Linked DNA regions of Homo sapiens: region 1 is linked to region 2. Evidence: read pairs that join two places in POLR2A ChIA-PET (ENCODE). Cell type or tissue: B cell. All regions are shown on one strand. Links, peaks and the distances in the headings refer to the core of each region. The heading gives the core; the rest is flanking DNA. Region 1 overlaps BCR (BCR activator of RhoGEF and GTPase). Region 2 overlaps LOC105372948 (a long non-coding RNA gene).

Evidence for each region. Peaks named below come from ENCODE experiments on the same cell type or tissue, not always from the same donor. Only the 100,000 strongest peaks of a DNase experiment are listed, where the experiment ranks them.
Region 1: POLR2A ChIA-PET joins it to region 2 with 6 read pairs; 2 of 35 experiments call an interaction of 5 or more read pairs at or near these places.

Annotation. Positions count from the first base shown.
Region 1 is chr22:23,294,298-23,299,297 of GRCh38, forward strand. BCR (BCR activator of RhoGEF and GTPase) reads left to right here. Exons shown (of 23, transcript NM_004327.4): 16 at 727-858. Among named protein-coding and RNA genes, the nearest start is that of LINC02556, 30 kb to the right of the region's middle. In B cell, for the core only: no CTCF peak of the experiment used is centred there; no DNase peak of the experiment used is centred there.
Region 2 is chr22:22,815,445-22,822,672 of GRCh38, forward strand. LOC105372948 (a long non-coding RNA gene) reads right to left here. Exons shown (of 4, transcript XR_938047.2): 4 at 5,537-6,192. It also overlaps IGL and IGLV3-9. Among named protein-coding and RNA genes, the nearest start is that of MIR650, 3.7 kb to the right of the region's middle. In B cell, for the core only: no CTCF peak of the experiment used is centred there; a DNase peak (open chromatin) is centred at 3,617.

The sequences.
Region 1 (5,000 bases), core at 1-5,000, 480 kb after region 2:
ACAAACGTGGAATGACGTGTATCCACCATAATAATATCTTACAGAATAGTCTCACCGCCATAAAAGTGAACCTGCATCGACAGATCATTATCTTTCAGAGTCCATAGAAATATCTTTTTTTGAGGGAGAGTCTCACACTGTTGGCCAGCCTGGAATGCAGTGGCATGATCTTGGCTTACTGCAGCCTCCGCCTCCCGGATTCAAGCAATTCTCGTGCCTCAGCCTTACAAGTAGCTGGGATCACAGGCATGCACCACCACGCCATACTATTTTTCGTATTTTTAGTAGGATGGGGTTTCGCCATGTTGGCTAGTTAGTCTCGTACTCCTGGTCTCAAGTGATCTGCCCACCTTGGCCTCCCAAAGTACTGGGATTACAGGTGTGAGCCACCGTGCCCAGCCCATAGAAATATCTTAACAAGTACCCTGGCGATTGTGAGGCAGGTGGTGTGGGGATCACCCTTTGAGATGCTGGTGTAAGGAGTTTGGATTAAGTTTGAAAGGCAGTCGGAGCTTCTGGAAGCATCCGGGCTGGGCCACGGTCTCATGCCAGGGGTGCTTACAAGGAATACTTCCATGTGTCCCAGGACTAAGGGAGGAGGGTCTCAGGCATTGGTCCCTCTGGGCCAGCAAGGGCAGCAGGGAGAGCCCCGGTTCAGAGGACCCTTCAGCCATAACATTGACCCGTTTGTTCACACTGGACTTCCCTTCTCCCTTGGGGCTGCAGGAATTTGAGATAGAGCTGGAGGGCTCCCAGACCCTGAGGATACTGTGCTATGAAAAGTGTTACAACAAGACGAAGATCCCCAAGGAGGACGGCGAGAGCACGGACAGACTCATGGGGAAGGGCCAGGTCCAGGTGAGGCAGCCATCCCTACCCTCCCCTGCCCGATGCATGGCGTCCTTTTTCATGCAGCCCCTGGGGACACTGAGATGGTCATGGCCTTGCACCCAGGGTGGGGTGGGGTGGGCAGCTGTGGCTCTGAAACATCCATCGTGGGAGACCTGAGCCGGTGCCTGCATGTATCTTGATGGGTCTTGACGTACCACCCTCTGTCTGCGTGTCTGTTGCGTCGGCTCATTCCCAAAGGAATTTCCATTCAACTTGGTTTTGCAGCTGGGGCCTCAGTTCCTGCCCGGCCTTAGGAGAACCCAAGGTGGAACAGTTAGATGGTGTCCTAGGCTGAAATTGGCCCATCCTGTGCCAGTCTTCTTAGAAAAGCACAGGGGTCCCAGAGGCTGCCTGCAAGCACAGGGGTCCCAGAGGCTGCCTGCTTGGCATCCCCTATCTGTGGTCTAGACCCAATTTCTAGGGTATAGAGCTGTATCTCTGAACAGGGTGCACACAGACAGGTCTCCTCCCAGGCTAATCTGGAAGCCCCCAGGTGAGACCGAGAATGTGTCCATACAGGACCAGCAAGGGGGCCCTGGTTCTTAAGGAGACTGCCTGGGCCCTCTGTCCTTCAGAAGCTTGTCTAGCCCCTGGGAGCACGCCACCAGGGTTTCCTGGAGGATCATAGCTGGCGCCCCAGGCCCTGTTTATCCTGTTCCCACCCTCACAATTGCGCGGGGGTAGCTGAGAGGAAGCCCTGATCGTGCTTTCCTTATAGTGCATTATATCAGTGGGTTGTGGGTACAGCTCTCTCTTCCCAGGACCTTCCATCTTCACAAGAGGCCTCTAGAGGGAGTGGGTTTGGCTTTCCACATGCCCCTAGAAGCACAGGGCTCCTCAGGAAGCCCAGTCTCCCTCCCTAAGCAGGAAGTAAAAATCCTCTTGTGGTTAAATACCAAGTGCCAGGCTGGGCGTGGTGCTCACGCCTGTAATCCCAGCACTTTGGGAGGCCGAGGTGGGCGGATCACGAGGTCAGGAGATCGAGACCATCCTGGCTAACACCGTGAAACCCCGTCTCTACTAAAAATACAAAAAATTAGCCAGGCGTGGTGGCGGGTGCCTGTAGTCCCAGCTACTCGGGAGGCCGAGGCAGGAGAATGGCATGAACCTGGGAGGCGGAGCTTGCAATGAGTCAAGATCACACCGCTGATCTCTAGCCTGGGTGACAGAGCGAGAGTCCGTCTCAAAAAAAAAAAAAAAAAAAAAAATACCAAGTGCCAGGAAGAATGAAGGGAGAGGGTGGCTCTTCCCTGAGTCACCTGTCATCTTTGCTGATGGATCCCACATTCTCATTCAGATCAGCAAATCTTTACCAAGTGCTGGCCTCACCCCCTTCTGCCACCCTGGCCTGGCTGGCCACATCTTCGGAGGTGCAGCTACTGCCTGTTTTTCTGCCTTGGAAGCTTATAAGGGAACTCAGTGGCTCAGAGCCTCCTGGGGCTCCCTATACTTTGAGATCAGGTTTAAAAGCAAAAAGACTCCTCTGGCACATGCCTGTATTCCAGCTACTCAGGACGCTGAAGCGAGAGGATTGCTTGAGCCCAGCTATTCAAGACCAGCCTGGGCAACATAGACCCCTGTCTAAAACAAAATAAATTAACTAAAAATTGCTCTCAGCTCTCCTGTCGCTGTCCCACTGCACTGTCTTGTTCACTCTGCCAGCCTTTGTGTGGATTCTCATGGTGGGAGATTGTACCACACAGATGGGCCACACCACTCTTGATGGAGTACTTAGTGCTGGTCTCCTTTGAGATCCGAAGTATTTTAGCATCAGTCAAATGACGGTCATAGTTTGGGTGATGGTCACGGCTCAGGTTCTTTTTTACACGTGCTTGCTTTGGTTGTTGTTGTTGTTCTTTGTTTTCTTGAGGCAGTATCTGGCTGTGTCTCCCAGGCTGGCGTGCAATGGCAGGATCATAGCTCACTGCAACCTCAAACTCCTGGCTGAAGCAATCTTTGTGCCCTAGCCTCCCAAGTTGTTGGGATTACAGTCGTGCCCCACCATGCCTGGCTAAGTTGTTTTTTGTTTTTTGTTTTTTTTTTTTTTTTCGAGACAGAGTTTTGCTCTTGTTGCCCAGGCCGGAGTGCAGTGGTGTGATCTTGGCTCTCTGCAACCTCCCGGGTTCAAGCGATTCTCCTGCCTCAGCCTCCCAAAGTGATGGGATTACAGGCCTGAGCCACTGTGCCTGGCCACATGTGCTTTCCCATTCGGTCCTTGCAGCAGATCTTTGAGAGAGCTCATTTGACACTCAGGAGATGCTTCTCTAACCTGCTCAGAATCAGGGCCCTGGGTATTCAGGGAGGTAGAGGGAGCAGACTGCAAAGCCAGTCGTGCTCCCATCGCTCCCACTTCTCTCTCCCTCTCCATGTTTTCTGTCTCCCCCACCCAGCCTAGGGCATTCCTCCCCCACAGTCCAGCCTGCATCTGGCACAGTGTCACTGCTCAGCCCAGGGATACTCACAGCCTGGGTGCCTGGCTCCTTTTTTCAGCTCATCAAACCAGGTAAAGGGAGGTTCAGATTCTGCCAACCATTGACTCAATTCATCCAAATCTTCAATCACTGGAATCCTGGGAGTGGCTGGATTTGAACCAGGACCTCTGAGTACTATTGCTAAGTAACTGGGGGTCTCAGTGAAAGAGAGAAAAGAGCTGATAGGCCTCTTCCTGTGTTATCATGTCAGGCCATCTTTTGAAACTCTTTTCTGCAATGCTACTGAAGTATTTATGCACGTGACCTGTGCTCTTCTGTCAGTCTAGGGGTGCTGGCTGAGCACCCCACCCCATCCCGGGGAAGAGGAGAGCAGTAAGTGTCGAAGAAAAACCCGAGCTGGACAGCAGTTAAAGTGGTAAAAGCAGGTTTTGTTTAGTAACTATTGTGATAGGGAAAAGACTAGAAATGGAAGGCCTAGAAATGGGCTCAATGCTGAAGTCACTTGGATGAGTGGGGACTTGCAGCCAAGAAGCAGGGTAGGGGTTGATGGATGGAAAATGATGAAGTAACATCAGGGGGAAGAGGGATTCTGGTGAAACCGACCCGACAGGATTCTTGCTGAAGACAGGCCAAAGTGATCGATCTCCCCCGGGGGATGGCGTGGGGTGAGGAATCTGATCAGATAGCAAGGGCAGGGGGTTCTGGCTAAACGGACTTAGCAGGATTCTTGCAAAATTTGGGCTCCTGAGAACATGCCCAAGGATGGGATCTAGCTGGAATAAAAAGCTGGAGGGACCAGATGAGTTCCGTCAAGGAGAGTCTTTGTCACACCCCCACCACACTCAGTGTGACCTGGGTGAATTACTGTCCCACTGGCCCAAATGTGTTTCCTCACTTTTCCTTCCCTTCCTTCCTTCCCTTCCTTCCCTTCCTTCCTTTTCTTTCTTTCTTCCTTTCCTTTTTCCTTTTTCCTTTCCTTTTGCCTTTCCTTCTTCTTCGGAGTCTCACTGTCTTGCCCAGGCTGGAGTGCAGCGGTGCCATCTCAGCTTACTGCAACCTCTGCCTCCCGGGTTCAAGCGATTCTGCTGCCGCAGCCTCCTGAATAGCTGTTATTACAGGCATGTGCCACCACGCCTGGCTAATTTTTTTGTATTTTTAGTAGAGACGGGGTTTCACCATGTTGGCCAGGCTGGTCTCGAACTCCTGACCTCCAGTGGTCCACCCGCCTTGGCCTCCCAAAGTGCTGGGATTATAGGCGTGAGCTACTGCACCCAGCCTCCTCACCTTTAAATCTTCCCCAAATATTTGTTCAAAACAAACATCACTCATTTTGTGTTCCTGCTGCAACAGACCCCCTGGGGCCTGCCCCTCTCCAAGGCTGTTTTTTGTTTTTTGAGACAGAGTCTGGCTCTGTCGCCCAGGCTGGAGTGCAGTGGCATGATCTCGGCTCACTGCAAGCTCCGCCTCCTGGGTTCACGCCATTCTCCTGCCTCAGCCTCCCGAGTAGCCGGGACTACAGGCGCCCGCCACCACACCCAGCTAATTTCTTGTATTTTTAGTAGAGATGGGGTTTCACCGTGGTCTCGATCTCCTGACCTCATGATCCGCCCTCCTCAGCCTCCCAAAGTGCTGGGATTACAGGCGTGAGCCACCACGCCTAGCTCCAAGACTGTTTAG
Region 2 (7,228 bases), core at 868-5,867:
CCCTGTGGGCCCCAGGAGCCTTCCTGTCCTGACATTTCACAGAAACTGCAGAGGAAGTGCAGGCCCAACCTTTGGTTCCACCTGGGGACTGTCTTCAGGGAACACTGACCTTTCCCAGTCCCCAAATTCCCAGGACCTGTCTGACCTGACTAGGTGTGCCTCCAGCTCCCTGATAGCTTGGATTTTATCTCTGGGCTCTGGGCTGCTTTCTGAGGAGCTCACTAAGAAGTCCTTGGTGCCAAGTGCAGGACTTGCCCCTCTGCTCCATATCCCGGGTCTGCAGGCACAGGGGACAGGTCCTGCTAGGTGAGGCTGGCACCCTCTTCCAGGAGGGATCTCTCATCCCAGGCCCTAGGGACAGGTTCACTGGGCTTTCTTTTCTCACTTAGAATCTCTTAGTCTTTTTGTTTCCTTCTTTAAGAGTACAACTGCTTTTTGGTGAAATCATGTGTATACATCAAAGTTAACAGACTACTGTCACAAGCGCATATATATACACATCCTCTTCCTAGATGGGGTAACCGTGGACACTCTGCCATAGTCGTCTTTTTGTTTCTCTCTCTCTACCACAAGTGAGACTATTAATAGCACTCTTCTATGCAGACCATAATCATATTCTCCAGTTGCACAAGAACGATTCTTATAGTTGCTCAATTTCCTTGCCTTTCAGGACCCTGAAGTTTCCCATGCCCACATTTGGTTGCCATGTCTCTCTGATCCAACAGTATTCCTTGGAAGCCGAAGCTTATGAAACATTTTGCAAAAAGTTCCACAAGAAAACTCAAGTTCCTTGTGCACAGTTGGACCATGTTCATTGTGTGCAGTAGAACCTCGTTCCAGTGTTGAGTCCATTTTATGTTTTGACCATCAAAGGGAAGGGCATTATGACTTTTGGGGACTGAGTCGATGGAGGAAAGATAGCAGTCGATGATGACCTTATGCACTGATGTGTATGTGGCCAATGTCTATAGATGGATTTGGAACTTGAAGGAGCTGTTCATTCTGCAGATGGAATTTCCAGTGCCGCATCTCCACCACCCAGCCACTAGCACTCGGCAGGTGCTCTGTAAGAGGAAGCCCTTCACTGCCAATCAGCCATTACACAGGTGAAGGTGAGTGAGACTTAATAGCTATTAACCCTCAAAACAAACTGAGGAATAAACTCAGGTTCACAAAGTGACTTTGCGGGAACAGCCTGAGGAAGCAAGTTAATTAGTAGCAGAAGGTTTTGCCCAGAGCAGGAGGAATCACAGGATCACTGAGGACCTAGTGATACCATGGTGTGGAGGTGCTGTGAAGCATGGTGACATTCAAGAAAACCTGTTCTCTACAAACACCTACCTACCCACAGGCACAGCAGACACCCCAGCTATGCCAAGGGCTCTGTCTTCCTCTAGAGTAAGAGCCTGGTAGCAAACAGGTATCCTCTGAAAGGCAGGTGCCCCATCAGTCAGCTCTGCACGACTGAAACAAAAGGAAAATTGCCAGAGAACTTTCCAGAAAACAGTCAACCTGCTTGTGCTGGTGCATTGATGGTGACCCAGGATCAGTGGAAGTAACAGTAGCTTAATTTCCCCATGGCTGCATGATGGACACCGGGAGAGAAGTGTGGAGGCGGATTAACCACCACTCTAAGTGGCTTCAGCCCTAGGTAAGCAGGAACAAGTGAGGGGGCTGAGCCCACTTGTGTCTAATCAGTCCCAGCCTCAGCGACTGCATCCTGGAGACCAACAGGGAGTGTATGCGCTCAGCCCCTCCCAGATTGCTGAGCATAAGCAAGAAATTTCCCTCCGCACACCTGACGCACCACACACCTGCCCCCAGCTCCTCACTTACAAGACAATATCAAATCAGACAGGGACTGGTCTGGGTCCCAGATCCCCTCAGGTTGCCGCTGTCCTCTCAGATCCCCACACACAGCAGACTCTTCCCCTCACACTCCTGTTCCAGGTTACTCTTCTCCAATATGATGGGGGTTTGCTTTCATTGTTTCTGTATTTTTTGTATTTTTATGGGTAAGCTGAGCCCCTTTTACCTGGTCTTGAGTCAGGCAGGGGCCACACAGAGAAGAGGAATTCCTCCCCAGGGGCCAGCAGTCCACGGATCAAGGCATCAGGGACCTGAGCAGTAGGTTCTGTTCCTATGCCTGGACCCAGGAGGCCCATGAGCCTCCAGCAGTCAGTATGGAGCAGCCACCAGGGGGGCAGCAAAGAGTCACCTGGGAAAGCCACCTCGGGATGGGGTGGACCTGGGCATCAGGGAGATGCTGACATGCAGGGAGGGTCAGTGACCACGACCTGACACCTGGAGGGAAAATAGGTCCTTCTTTTTCTAGAGTGTTGTCCTTGACACTGATGTAAAAATTCTAGCATCAAATTTTATCTTCAGCTTTTGTAGATGCTCCTATTTCCCTGACAAAGGTCCAGGCACTTGACTTCCCCACACATCCTCTCCTCACACACCCAGTTGTGCTAAAATGCTGTCCCTGTCACGCACAGTGTCCTTCCTGAGGTGACACGTGTCCCCCTCCCTGCCCTTTGCTCTGGGAGCCCCTGTCCTGTAGACACAGCAGCTTCTTCTTCCCTGGCTGCTCCCCATCTCCACTGTCCCTGGGCTTTCCCATCTGTCTCCTGGGAAAGCTGCCAAATCACAGGTCTCAATTTCCTTGTGAGGCACAAAATAGTTGCTCATTAACCTTCTGTTGACTTAATTAAGTTTTTAATTCCTTGATTTGTTTTCCCCAGCAACTGAAGACAACTTAGTCATAATAAACATTCATTTCCAGGGGTCTTGCAGTTTGCTGACCCCTCTCATTCTCTCATGGAGCAAACATTTTCTTGACCTCCTTATCTGTCATTGGTCCTCACAGCACCCTGGGGACACTGAGGCACAGCATGTACGACCTGCCCTGGAGCTCACAGCCAACGAGGAAACTTACCGCATCCCATGGATCTTCCAACACTCCATGTGCACTTGGCAACCAAGAAATTTTATTCTTCTCTAGCACTGAGGAGCTGTGCCCTGGGGTGGGGTCTGTACCTATCCAAGGCACATGCTGTCACCTGTAGAGTGTGGATAGAGGGTCCTTGCATTAGGTTCTGGAAAGTGTCTTCAAAAACGGATTTAGGCCTACACCCAAAATCTCCTCTCTGGCACAAATTATTCATGATCAGGATACATCTAGAGGCCTAGACCAAAATTCACCACCTCCCTCCTGAGCCAGAATGGAATGGAGGAGGGGACTGGGGACCCCAGATAATTTCCCCATCACCACTGTGACTCTATGGCCACCTCCTGCAACAGTTAGGGATAATCACATAGGAAGGGCTTCATGTATCCTAGGAAAAACACCCAGAGTCACTTATGAGCTCTACCATGACCAAGTGAGCCCAGGAGTCGGGTTGAGCACAGCGTGGTGTGGAGATATCTGCAGAGACCGTGGAACCAGTTTGTAAAGGAGATCCTGTAGGCTGAGGGTGAGAGTGCAAGGCCACTCCTCCCCCTCTCTGCATCCTTTGGGGCTAAGCCCTTCTCTGGAAACCACAAAGCTCCTCCAGTAGCAGCCCTTGACTCTGCTGATTTGCATCACAGGCTGCTCTCTTCAGCAAGGGGATAAGAGAGGGCTGGAAGGAACCTGCCCAGCCTGGGCCTCAGGAAGCAGCATCGGGGGTGCCGCAGCCATGGCCTGGACCGCTCTCCTTCTGAGCCTCCTTGCTCACTTTACAGGTGCTGCCCCCAGTGTCCCAGCCACCTACCCAGCTCCAAGGCTCTGGGTCCAGCCTGGCCTGACAGTGATCTCAGCAGGGCCCTGCCTGTGGTGTGCAGGATGCTCATGATCCTGCTGCAGGGGGAGGGGCTGCTGGAGGTGAAATCCCCCCACACTGTTCTTCTGTGCTCATGGTCCCCTGAGGACACTTCTATTCCTGAAACTCAGGCCAGGCAGGTGGGAAGGCATTGTTGGGTTGAGCCTCTCAGTTTCAAGTCTATTCTATTCTCTCCCCTTTTCTTGCAGGTTCTGTGGCCTCCTATGAGCTGACTCAGCCACTCTCAGTGTCAGTGGCCCTGGGACAGACGGCCAGGATTACCTGTGGGGGAAACAACATTGGAAGTAAAAATGTGCACTGGTACCAGCAGAAGCCAGGCCAGGCCCCTGTGCTGGTCATCTATAGGGATAGCAACCGGCCCTCTGGGATCCCTGAGCGATTCTCTGGCTCCAACTCGGGGAACACGGCCACCCTGACCATCAGCAGAGCCCAAGCCGGGGATGAGGCTGACTATTACTGTCAGGTGTGGGACAGCAGCACTGCACACAGTAACACAGGCAGATGAAGAAGTGAGACACAAACCCTTTCGCCATCTATGTCACCCTCTTTCTCTAATTCAAGGAGGACTATGAACAAAGCCTTACGCAGATCTGGTTAAATTCTCTTTAATCTCTGCCCCCAGCCTGTCCCTCCCTCCAGTCCTTCAGGCGGGGTCTGCAGAAAGTGCATCAGTAGTTCATTTAGGGTGATGTGATCAGGATGGACTGGTGTTTTGGTGACTCAGCTGTGACTTGGGAAAATAGGGCCTGCATGGAAGATCAGACTGAGGTAGACATCCACAGTTGTCTCTGGATTTCCATAGGTGGTGACAGGCCAGTCCTTGCCCCAAATGTCCTAGATCAGTCCCCAGAACTGCCCAGCTCAGGCTCCTGTGGTAGCCTGTCATTCTTTAGAGAAACACCAATGGAGTAGACACTGTGGGATCTGCCCAGATCCCCTGTTCTGAGCTTACCCACTAAGCACTACTGGGAGCTTCTGGCAGGTCAGAGCTGTGTCCTCACTGTAAAGTGCTGTTCGGTGCAGAAAACAGACTCCTCCAGGTCTATGCCCTTTCTCAGTGAGGTTAGATTTCATGACTGCCTGAGGCCGAGTTCTCGACTCTGCCTCAATATAGGAAGACCTGAAAATCCTCCCAGCTCCACAGCTCTCTGTAGGAAAGACTTGAGACCTCAATGAGGGTCAGGGTCTCCTGCCCAGGGTTGCCTCCCTCACCTCCTTTCACATCCTCTGTGCATGCAATTCCTCATCTCAGAGTCTGCTTCCAGGGAACCCAATTAAGATCACCAGCCATCCCCAACATGGGCCATGTGGGACTTCAGGAGGCCACTGTATGCTGGAAAGCACCTGTTTATTCCTAAATTAGCACTGTGAGTATCCACACGCCCAATGAGATCTGAGTGTTTCTTGCATTTGCATGGAATGAGAAGGGAGCCTGACTCGCCAGGTGCTCTGGGGTCTAAGGGAGAGTTGGAGTCAGATCTCCCTGCAGGGAAACCTGGGGCAGGAGGAGCAGCCTTACCCCATGCAGGGACCACAGATGCACCCACAGGGTGAGCTTAAGTATGGACACTGCCTACCTCCACCCTCCACATCCTGTGTAAAAAATCATTCTTTCCACCCCTCCTCCAGCCTATCAAAGTTGACACTTAAAAAGCCACCACAACCCACCCTTGTCAACAGGAAACCCATTCACATCTCCATCAGCCACACAATCTCCACATAAAGATTCTTCAAAAAATAATAACAATAGCCATGCAAAGTATATGATATATATCATAAATAATTGTACTTAGATTATATATGAAAATGATACTCTTTTTGATATGCTAGGTAAATAAAATACATTATTTAAACTCATTGACTTCTTCTCTTTGTATTTATAACATGATGACTAGACAGTGGGATTCCCATGAGGCTCACATCACATTGTGATTGAACAAGGCTGGTCTGCAGGGCTTCAGGTTACAGGGGCTGTGGAGTGACCTGGTGCAGGAAGCCCCGTCTCCATCCATAGGACATCAGTGTGAACCCAGGGAGAGGCGCTGGTATAAGAGAGATGAGAACACAGGTGTGAACCACCTGCTTGTGCAGGGGACTGAGCCTTCACTTTGAGCCAAATAAGTTTTCTTTCCCAAGTTCGATCCTGAACAAGAGGGCTTTCTGGACTTCTTTTTGTTTTCAGGTTTGTGCCCCTTCAGGTTTGGGGCTGTCTGGAGTCCCAGCCAGGGGACAGTGAGGAAATCCAGCAGTCTCACACTGACTCTGTTGTATTTCATCTGCTGGGGCCATCCCAAACTGCTGCGTACCATTTCCTTTCCTGGTGCTCAAATAGCTGCTCCATGCACTTGTCATGGTTTTATAGCTCAATCTAGATGGGAAGACAGGATAGTGTATGTTACAATATTTAAATAGAACCTGAATCCCTTAATAGTTATTTTAATATGGAACATTAAAAGAGTTGCATCATAGGCAATGGGGAAAGATGAAGAAAGATTAAACGCATTTGGAGGAAAAACTAAAAATGTCTTTATTGAATGTCTGTGTGTCTTCAGTGTCGAAGGGTTGAGAGAGGTCAGCTTTAGGTTGTCCTGAGGATGTGCTCAGATGGGGGAAAGTAAGAAAGCCGGAAACGTGCATCTCTGTGACCTGACACATAAATCACAGTAAAATGGAAGTAAATCTTTCAATAAACCTTTCAAGATAACATCACTCTGGTGCACATAGAAAGGCCTGTTAGCAAACTTTCCCTTTTCCCTGCTGGCTCATATCCCCATGGATCACCTGTATGCAGAACGGACTCTGTGGTCTCCATTTATCAGGCTGAGAACCAGAGGCTGGGAAGGACAAGTCACCTGCTCATGAGTGGGAGGGGCAGGATTGGGAGCAGCGGACTCAGGCTCAGGACTGTGGCCCTGGTTGGTGCTCCTTGTTCCCTTCACAGGGTCCCACCCACATGTGCCCGTGTGGATGTGGGTGCACTGCCTGGGGTGGCTGATGTGCTCCAGGGATTTGATGGTGCAGATGCTTCAGGACAAAGCATGGGAGTGGGGATGGGACGAGGCTGCCGCTGGGCAGACCAGGGACCAACGCCACCCAGCAGAGGCTTCCAGTGGGGTTGGGCAGCCCCATTTCCTGAGAATAGAGAGAACCTGGCAATGAGTGCCAGAAAGAGGTTACTTCGAGGTGTGCCCAGGCCTGGAGGGTCACAGAGACACAGGCACCACACAGCAGAGACACTGAGGGCCAAGAGCTCACTCAGGTGAGGGGCTTCAGCAGATTTTTCTCTCCTGAGCAAATCACGTGCAAAGAAATCAACTTCCTGTCATCAGAATAGACAATCAGGGACTTTAGTCTCCTTGGCTGAGCCCCGCTGTCAAGGGAAGCAGAAGTCTCTAAGCCCAGGC